Regions from separate parts of the Mus musculus genome. Here all the other regions are linked to region 2. A link is a contact called in ENCODE Hi-C or POLR2A ChIA-PET data. All regions are on one chromosome and are shown on one strand. Each heading gives the region's core, a stretch centred on a gene start or an enhancer-like site at or near the end of the contact. The rest is flanking DNA. Distances are from core to core; before and after follow the strand shown.

What was found. A loop is a pair of places that touch in the nucleus more often than their neighbours do. ChIA-PET counts read pairs that join two places held with the same protein, here RNA polymerase II (POLR2A).
Region 1: a loop to region 2 is called in a map of heart, with 2.1 times the contacts of the local background. The contact joins the promoter of Kctd10 here to the promoter of Alkbh2 in region 2. A Hi-C loop is called at or near these places in 1 of 37 maps with a recorded cell type or tissue (heart). POLR2A ChIA-PET finds 5 or more read pairs at or near these places in 1 of 5 experiments (Patski).
Region 3: POLR2A ChIA-PET joins it to region 2 with 12 read pairs in Patski. The contact joins the promoter of Ssh1 here to the promoter of Alkbh2 in region 2. POLR2A ChIA-PET finds 5 or more read pairs at or near these places in 2 of 5 experiments (Patski and embryonic stem cell).

Annotation. Positions count from the first base shown.
Region 1 is chr5:114,378,987-114,381,886 of GRCm38, reverse strand. It overlaps Kctd10 (potassium channel tetramerisation domain containing 10), which reads left to right and starts at 1,382. Exons shown (of 7, transcript NM_026145.4): 1 at 1,382-1,461. The coding sequence starts at 1,459. Ube3b (ubiquitin protein ligase E3B) reads right to left here and starts at 1,267. Exons shown (of 28, transcript NM_054093.3): 1 at 912-1,267.
Region 2 is chr5:114,126,774-114,129,563 of GRCm38, reverse strand. It overlaps Alkbh2 (alkB homolog 2, alpha-ketoglutarate-dependent dioxygenase), which reads left to right and starts at 1,346. Exons shown (of 4, transcript NM_001359941.1): 1 at 1,346-1,481; 2 at 1,795-2,038. The coding sequence starts at 1,825.
Region 3 is chr5:113,992,343-113,995,178 of GRCm38, reverse strand. It overlaps Ssh1 (slingshot protein phosphatase 1), which reads left to right and starts at 1,389. Exons shown (of 15, transcript NM_198109.5): 1 at 1,389-1,515. The coding sequence starts at 1,447.

The DNA.
Region 1 (2,900 bases), core at 133-2,632, 250 kb before region 2:
CCAGACTGTGAAGTAAAAATAAACACAAGTTGCTGAGCGACTTTCTTTTATGGTAGAAGTCGCTAGTTTCCCAGGCCTAAGGGCCACCATCTAAGTGTAGACCATGTAACAGACATTGTAGATCTATTTAACTAGGCCTCCCTTTGGAAGCCTATCCTGTGAGGCTACAACACCCCAATTTTAAAAGCCTAAGATAAGACAACAGCTCTTAAAGAAACCATTAATAAGCCAAACTATTGCTCTTAGACAGCTACAGCCTATCCAGATGGGGAAACGAAATGCAGAGGGCACATAACTCGCCAGTGTCCTCACCCACCGTCCCTGACTTTGAATTCCCAAAGGAATTACTTATCGGCAAGTCAAAAAGGCAAGGTTCAGGAATCACACACACAGAAAGGCACCACAAAGAGAAGTTGAGAATGCCAGGCACCCTGTGAGGCTAGCTAGGCTTAAGTCAAAATACGATCCAGTTTTTCCAGCTTTTGATCAAGAGCCGTCAGGAACCACACTAAAACGTATTCTAAAATAATCTCCGTAAAACAATCTAATTACTCTATTTACAGAGGAGGAAACTGAGGGTCAGAGATGGGACTAGATTCACCCAAGGTCACACAGCGAGCGACAGCACTGGGCTCGAATTCCACTTGGGGTGATCCGGAGGCCCGACGCCTCTCACAGGCACCGACATCAACAACCACAAGAACAAGTCCGTCTCGCCCACAATCAGTTGGCTGGCAAGGCCAGTCGCCTCGGCACGGAAATCAATGGAAGGGGGACAAGGAGATCCCCGAAGCCCGCAAGCCAGTCCCTCCTCCGACTTCACTCAAACCAAGACTCGGCCCCCCAGATAGCCTCCCTCCGTCCCTGGCCCCGCCGCCCAGAGAAGCGCCCATCCTGTCCCCACTCGCTACCCGCAGTCCGGAGATCTTTATCCGTTCGAGGCCCCGCACTCGGGGTCCGGGCCGCAGCGACCGCCGCCTTAGCCCGATCCCCCCGAGGTCCGCCAGCCCCGGGGCAGCGGCCGAAGCCCGGCCGCCATCTTGCCCCGGGTGTTGTGCTCCGAACACCTCTTGGGAAGCAAGCAATTATTCAGTTCCGGGAAACAACAGTTCCGCACTGCTTCTTTGCCCATGGAGGAGGTGAGGACTCCTTTCCTCTTGTCATCTTCTTTAGCAGACGGAAAGGAGAAACAAACATCCAGAAGTGGGACTAAACGCCTGACTCGGCCAAGGGGAGGCGGGAACGGTTGATAAAAAGAGTTCCCCCCATCTAGGGCTTACGGGGGTGGGGGGTGGGGGGGAACGCTTTAAGAAGAGTCCCTCTGCGGGGCGGAAGTGGGGTGTGGACGGACGCCGGAAGTGCCCGCCCCGGCCCCGCCTCCGCCCCCTGCATTGAGCGAGCTGGGTGTTTCCTGCCTCTCAGTCCGGATTTGGAGACTCCGGCGTCCTCCGACTTTTCATGGTGAGGGCGGTGGCCGCCGTCGGGGAGCTTCGGGGCGGGCGAGGGTGGCGACGAGGCTGAGCGGGAGCGGTGGGGCGCTGAGTAGCGCGTGCGGGCGAGGTCCGGAGCGGGGGAAGGGCTTCAAATGAAAGGAGCCGTGGTCGGGGTGGTGGTGGTGGGGATCTGCGAAGGGGCGGCTGGTCCTGCGGGCGGTGGTGGCGCTGGGCGGCGAGCCTGGAGTGCTGATGGGCGATGGGACGTGGGAGATCGTCGGGACAAAGAGACGGCGGCGGAGGCATCGAGACCGACGCTCGGGGTGGGGAACGAACGAGGGTTCGAGGGCGTGTGGAGAGGGGCGAGCGTGTACCCTTGGAATCGAGCAAAGTCTGGCCTCTGGGAGGCTGTGCCTTGAGTAAGGTGGGGTTCCAGGCAAGAGAGGGAGGGGGCGTCTCTGAACCCACAAGTCTGGAGCGAGATGACTGGTAACAGTAATTCTAAGGAGACATGTCTGAGGTCGGGGTACCCTGACCACAGAGTCTGGCCTCAAGTGGCACCTGGATACCTACCTAATCACTTCCCTTGAGGCCCTAGGTGACCACACCTCGGGAGTCCCAGGATGTCAGCTGTTGCTGTCTGCGTTATGGGATGGTTTCGGTTTACTTGAGATTCTCTAGGGTCTGTCCCTTGAATGGTTCTTTGTCCTTGGGTGGGGATGGGGGGCGGGTGGACTATTAACCCAGGTCTTCTTTGTCTGCCACTCACTCACAAGATCAGTCCCAAACTGAAGACAGATGACTCGGCCTGTGTCTGGCTTTGGTCAAGCTCTATTTGGTATAAAACAAGAGACACACACATTGGTAGAAGGCGGCCAGCAGCACCGGTAGACCACCAACTGGTCCCCTGGGGCTAACCTGGGAACTAGTTAACAACAGGATAGTCTGGGCTCACCGATGTATTTTTACAGTCTCTGTGTGTCACTAAGGATTTGGGCTGTGAAATGGAGGGCGTTTGAAACCAGATTCTAATACCTAGCTTCCCTAGTAAGCAGGATTGACAACATCCTCATTGAGACTGTTTGGAGAAGTTCTCAAAAGCAGGAGAACTGGGGGGGGGGGGGTGACTATCCTAGAAAAAAGTGTGGGGCTTTAGTTTTTGGCCTCCTTTAACTTCGTTTGCTTCACGCAGTAGCCCTGTAGCAGAGACCTCAGGTTAGTTTAGCCTCCTTGCATAATACCCCTTAAGCAACCCGCCCGGAAGAGCTCCCTTCAGATCTCCAAGGCTACTAGATAAACAGATTGTCTAATCCTCCTTTGTATCGGAATCACCTGAAAGAGCCTTTTAATCCCAAATTGCAGGCAGCAGCACTCCTTGCTGGCCTGGGGTCTCCGCCCAGGCAGGCAGGCAGGCAGGCAGGCAGGCAGGCAGGCAGGCAGGCAGGCAGGCAGGCAGGCAGGCAGGCA
Region 2 (2,790 bases), core at 97-2,596:
ATCTTCGCATGCTATGTTATTTTGTCCCTTACCTGGAAAGCTTCAATGCTGGCTTAGGATTCTTCCCTGTAAGATCCTCTTCCCCATCCCCCCCTACTCCCTAGCCTGTCACCCTGCTCACAACTTCCATATTGTACAAAGAAATCTTGTTTATCACATTGCCCCTTTTTTGTTTTCATCTCCAAAATACAACGTGGATAAGACAGGACCTGCTGTGCCCTGCTGGTGTGTGACAGCAGAGAGCACCGTGTGCTCCCATAGGCAGCACTTTAGAGAGATATAACACGTTCCCTCTGGTCGAGGACCAGGGCGTTTTCTCAATGAAGTAAACTCAGCATTCACAGAAAAGTTTGAGCTTGAATATTTATGGTGATTTTTTTTTCTTCTGTGCCACCAGGAGCAAGAAATGACTGTCACAGGTCTTTCCATACCAGCAATGGAAGGAGAAAAACGGTACAAATGTCCTCTATGTTTATACATAGTATATAAATAAAATGGCTGTACTTGAAGCTAAAGATTAAAAAACACAGCTGGGCAGTGGTGGCGCACGCCTTTAATCCCAGCACTTGGGAGACAGAGGCAGATGGATTCCTGAGTCTGAGGCCAGCCTGGTCTACAAAGTGAGTTCCAGGACAGCTGGGACTACACAGAGAAACCCTGTCTCGAAACAAACCACACACACACACACATACAAAGAAAAGAAAAACAAACAAAAACAACCCCCCCAAAAGATTAAAAAACACGGGGGCAGGGGCAGGAGAGATGGCTCAGCGGTTAAGAGCACTGACTGCTCTTCCAGAGGCCCTGAGTTCAATTCTCAGCAACCACGTGGTGGCTCACAACCATCTGTAATGGAATCTTATGCTCTCTTCTGGTGTGTCTGAAGAGAGCAATAGTGTACTCATATAAATAAAATAAAATAAAGATTTTAAAACACGGTTATATCTAAAAGCAGTGTGCTTACAGAAATAAGTCAAACGCAAAAGGCTATACAGCCTCTAATCCATCACATTTATGTGGAATCGTGAAGAAGAGCAAGCAAGGAATAGCTGACAAATTATGTCGGAACCTAAGGGAGGAAGGATTCTATGGGATGGTATAACTGTTCTCCATGTCGACTGTAGTGGTCAGACAATGCTGTGTCTTTGTCAGGAGTGCAGATTCATACACTGCCCTCAAGCCCCCCAGACAGTATGCTGTAGCACACTAGGCTCGTAGACCCCAGAACTGGTCCACAGGCCTAACCTTGCTGAGCCATCAGGTGAAGGCAGCATCCTGCGGTGCGCAGGGAGACCGGCAGGGGGCGCTGTGCCCGGAAGTCCCGCGTAGGCGGGAGGGGCGGGGTGAGGGTTCCTGGGGCTGCGTGTGTCTGTGCAGAGACCTGACCCACCGCTCCGGGCTCTCCGGTGGAGCCCGGTTGCTCGCCCGTGCCAGCCCCTACCCCGCGGGGCCGCAGGGCAGAGGCAACCCTGCTTTTCTGGGTAACTGGGCGAGCCTCATGCCTCTCTGCGCTTGCGTCTTCCCATGTGTAGCCTTTTGGGTTTGGGCAGCCGTTTGCAGCCAAAGCTCTCGAATTCCGAAGAGGACGGACGGGTCTTTAAAAGTACTCCATTCCAGGGCGGGCCTGGGGATGCGTGCCCGGGATTCCTACCGATGGGCGCCTGGGGCGTGAGGACAGCGTGGTTCGGGTCAGCTTGTGCTAGGAAGACTTAAGCTACAGGGCAGGCTCCCCGCCTGGATGATGCCCGCCAGGCACCTCCTAGGAGGTTTAATGCGCTCTTGTTTCCTTTGTAGGACGCGTCTGAGCTGTGAGTGGGCGGCGGGATGGACAAGTTCCTGGTGAGGCCAGACCTCCGCGACCTCCAAGGGGGAGGGGAGGAGCCCGCCCCGACGGGAGGAGCCTCGGGCGACCTGAAGAGCCCGGACTGGCGACACCTTCGCGCGGAAGGTCTGAGCTGTGATTACACCGTCCTATTCGGCAAAGCCGAGGCAGACAAGATTTTCCGAGAGTTGGAGCAAGAAGTGGAGTATTTTACTGGTAGGCGGAGGTCTTACGTGCGTTAGGCTTGTGCGAGGACAGGATGCGCCTTCCCTGGGAGAAGCGTGAACTTCCGGCTGTGACGGATTAGGTCACGGTCTGGGCAGCTCTGGTTAGGTTAGGTTATGGTTTGGCATACGAACTGTCCACGAGGTCTAGAACGAAATTATTTGGCAACTGATTGGAATTACCTGGGAAGTTAAAAAACTAAATAACAAAAAAAGCAAAACAAACCCCCAAACCGAACCATTCTGGGATCTTCGTGATACTGATTCAAAATAGCTGGAGGCGAAGGTTAGGCCTCAGTGGTTTTTGTTTTTTCGAGACAGGGTTTCTCTGTGTTGCCCTGGCTGCCTTGAAACTCACTCTGTAGACCAGGCTGACCTCAAATTCAGAAATCCTCCTGCCTCTGCCTCCCAAGTGCTGGGATTAAAGGCGTGCGCCACCACTGCCTGTCGACACCCTGTTTTGTTTTGTTAAAGACCATAATTAAATAAATGTATGAGATGAGTCAGCAGTTAAGACTAGTTGCTGTCCCAGAGGACCCAAGTTTGGGTCTGAGCACCCACATGGCAGCCCACAATCCTCTGTAACTCCAGTTCCAGCTACTGTGGTGCCCTTGTCCAGCCTTCGAGGGCACAGACATCACAAGCAAGCAAAATAAAATATTTAAATACATAAAATAAAACAAAATTTTAAAAAGGAAGGGGAGAATGATGGCCTCAGGGGCCTTCTCTTAGAAGGATTTGGTT
Region 3 (2,836 bases), core at 140-2,639, 130 kb after region 2:
GATCATCTATCAGCCAAAGAATAGCTCCAAACAGAGGGGAGCCCTGCTGGGTATTGCCATTCAAAACCTGTCTTACTTAGTGCTGAAAAACTGTGGACCAAATTCACAGACAAAAAGTATACTCAGTCCTGTTTTGACATAGTTGCCTTCTGAAAATGCAGAGGATGCTTTGTGTCGACATAGGGGGCAGTTAATGGCGCCATTCTCAGATCTTTAAAAACCGAGACTCTTTGCACTTAGCAGGAGCGTCTGTTAAATACGAGCAACTGGAAACTTCCTTACATTGCGGGGTAACCCCACTGAAAATCCCCTTTAAGGGTTGGTTACATGGTACATAAAGGAGCCTTGCCACTAAGGCTAGTGACCTGAATTTGATTCATGCATGTATTCATACGCATATCACACACACACACAGATAATAATAAATAAAAATTTAAAAAGAAAGACAATCCTTATTTGAGGATGGAGACTGTTGATACCCTCAAGACGGTGGAAGAGGCAGGGAGGAGCCAGGTTTCCTCTCGGGCTTTGAGGATGATGGAGTGGGACTGGAGACTTGTGATTAGCAAGGCTTGGGTACCACAAGAGGTCCAGAGTAGGGGTCGGGGCTCTGTGAAAGAGAAGTTTCTATCAAGTTGCCCAGTACCGCCTTGCTGGGGTCCCTCACCCTGGCCCACTGGCAACCTTTCCAAAGCCAATGCAACGCGCCCGCTTATCCCCACTGCTGTCCCCGGGCAAGCTTCTGGCCGGCCCACAGTTCTCTCTCCCTCCGTGGGTTAGTCCAGCTCACGGAAATCCTGCCTCCTAGCAAGTACTACTCCTTCGAGAAGCCTTTCCTCTCGCCACCCACTAGTCTGCGTTTCTAGACACCAGAAGGAATTCGAAGATTAGATCAGCCCTTGGTGGTGCAGGCGTTGGAATCCAGGACCTTGAGTAGGCCGGCGGGACACCCTGCTACTGGGCTACACCCCAATCCTATGCAAAGCAACTCTGCAAGCGGATTTCACAGTCCCGGGGGTGGGGTGGGGTGGGGGGAGGCCCCGCACTTTGTATGAGCAGAGTAACTTTCCTTGAAAGAATAAACGAGTGAGTCTTTTACAAACTCTGGGCAGCTTTGCTCTGCTGGCCTTGCCTTCGGAGGCCTCAGTTTCCCTACGCTGCCCGCGAGTCTAGCGGCGGAGGAGGGGCCCAGGCCGGGCGGCTGCAGCCAGCGCGGGGGCGCGCGCGAGTGGACGTGACCGCGCGGCGGGGCCCGCCCCAGGCCGGTCACTGGCGCATGCGCATCACTGCCCGAGCGCTGCGGGCCCGGCGGACTCCGGAGCCGGGGAAGGGGGTGGGGGGTGGGGAGTTTGCGGGAGGGAGGAGGGAAGAGGGAGGGAGCGAGGGGCGGGCCCGGCGCGGCTGCCCGGCCGGCTGCTGGAGGCCCCGGGCCGGGCCCGCGCCGCGATGGCCTTGGTGACCCTTCAGCGCTCTCCCACGCCCAGCGCCGCGTCTTCCTCCGCAAGCAACAGCGAGGTGAGCCCGGCCGCACCCTCCCACAAGGTGTGAGGCGGAGGTGCGTCCGCCCTTGGGGTGCGGGCGTCCCCGCGTCCCGGTGACTGAGCATGCGCCGGGCTGGGGTCGCGGAGGTGGGGGGGCGGGGGGGGATGCTTCCAGATCGCAGGGCACCAGGAAAGGCTCTGGTCGGCTCTGGGCTGCAGGGTCTCGGGTTCCGCTCGGGGCCTGAGCTCATGCTGCTTAATCGGGGTAGATGGGGACCGGAGCGTCCGGGTCCTCAGGACGGCCTGCCCCAGGCTGTGCTACCCCAGCCGGGCTCATCCCACCCCCTTCCCCTGATGAGCTTAAGGCCTCGGAGTAAACCCCGGATGACCCAGCCGGCTGCAGGGGACGCCCCGCTGTGCTGGGCTAGCCCCGCAGGCCCAGGAAGTTGCCAGCTGGAATCTGGGCCCTCTCCCGGGGTTGTGTGTCTGCGTGAGACTTGGCTCAGCACCCCTGCGTGCCCGTGTTGGTGCGTTTTGGGCTCGTCTTGCGGGGACTGGCAGGCATCTTTGCAGAATGGCTGTGAGGTTAAGCCTCCAGGGCCCTTTCTGTCTGAGACTCTTTCATGAGTTTTATCTGCAGGCAGAAGGTTCTGGTTGCCTCCTCTTTGCACACAATTAGGCAGGGCAACTGAGAAGTTAGATTGTAGTAAGGCCTCTCTTCCCACACAGCTCGGTTCCCCTACAACAGTTTACAAAGTGCCTTTTATCTTGTGTTCTTCCTAGGAAACTACAGGAGCATAGGGAAGCAGGGAGGGGCAGTACAGGCCTTTGCAGCCGAAATTCTCTTCCTTCCTTCCTTCCTTCCTTCCTTCCTTCCTTCCTTCATCATGTAGTTGTGGCTGGCCCCCTGCCTCTGCGTCTCAGATGTTGTCAGTTCAGAAGAGCTTTCCACACCTGGCTCTCAGCCTGGATTTCTAGCCAACTTCCATAATGTTATGGGAATTTAACACTTGGTCGCTTCCAGTTCCTGTATTAGACACATTTTTAGGCTTTTAATCTTTTTTTTTTTAGTTGAGATGTAACTCACAGCCTGTGGCTTTACCTTTTGGAAGTATGTAAGTCAGCGTTAGTAGACACACCCGCTCAGCCACTCAGTCCCGAAGCTTCAGCGCCCCGCCCTTCTCAGTTACCGCTTGTCTTTGCTTCACCCCCACCCCGGGGCGTCCCCTACTTCTCTACATTTGCCTACGCTGTAGTTCATATAACAGGAAATATGCAGTGTTGCCTCTGTCTGGCTTCTCCCTCTAAGCGTGCTGGTCTCAAGGTTTGCCCATACTGGGTCTAATCATTTCTTT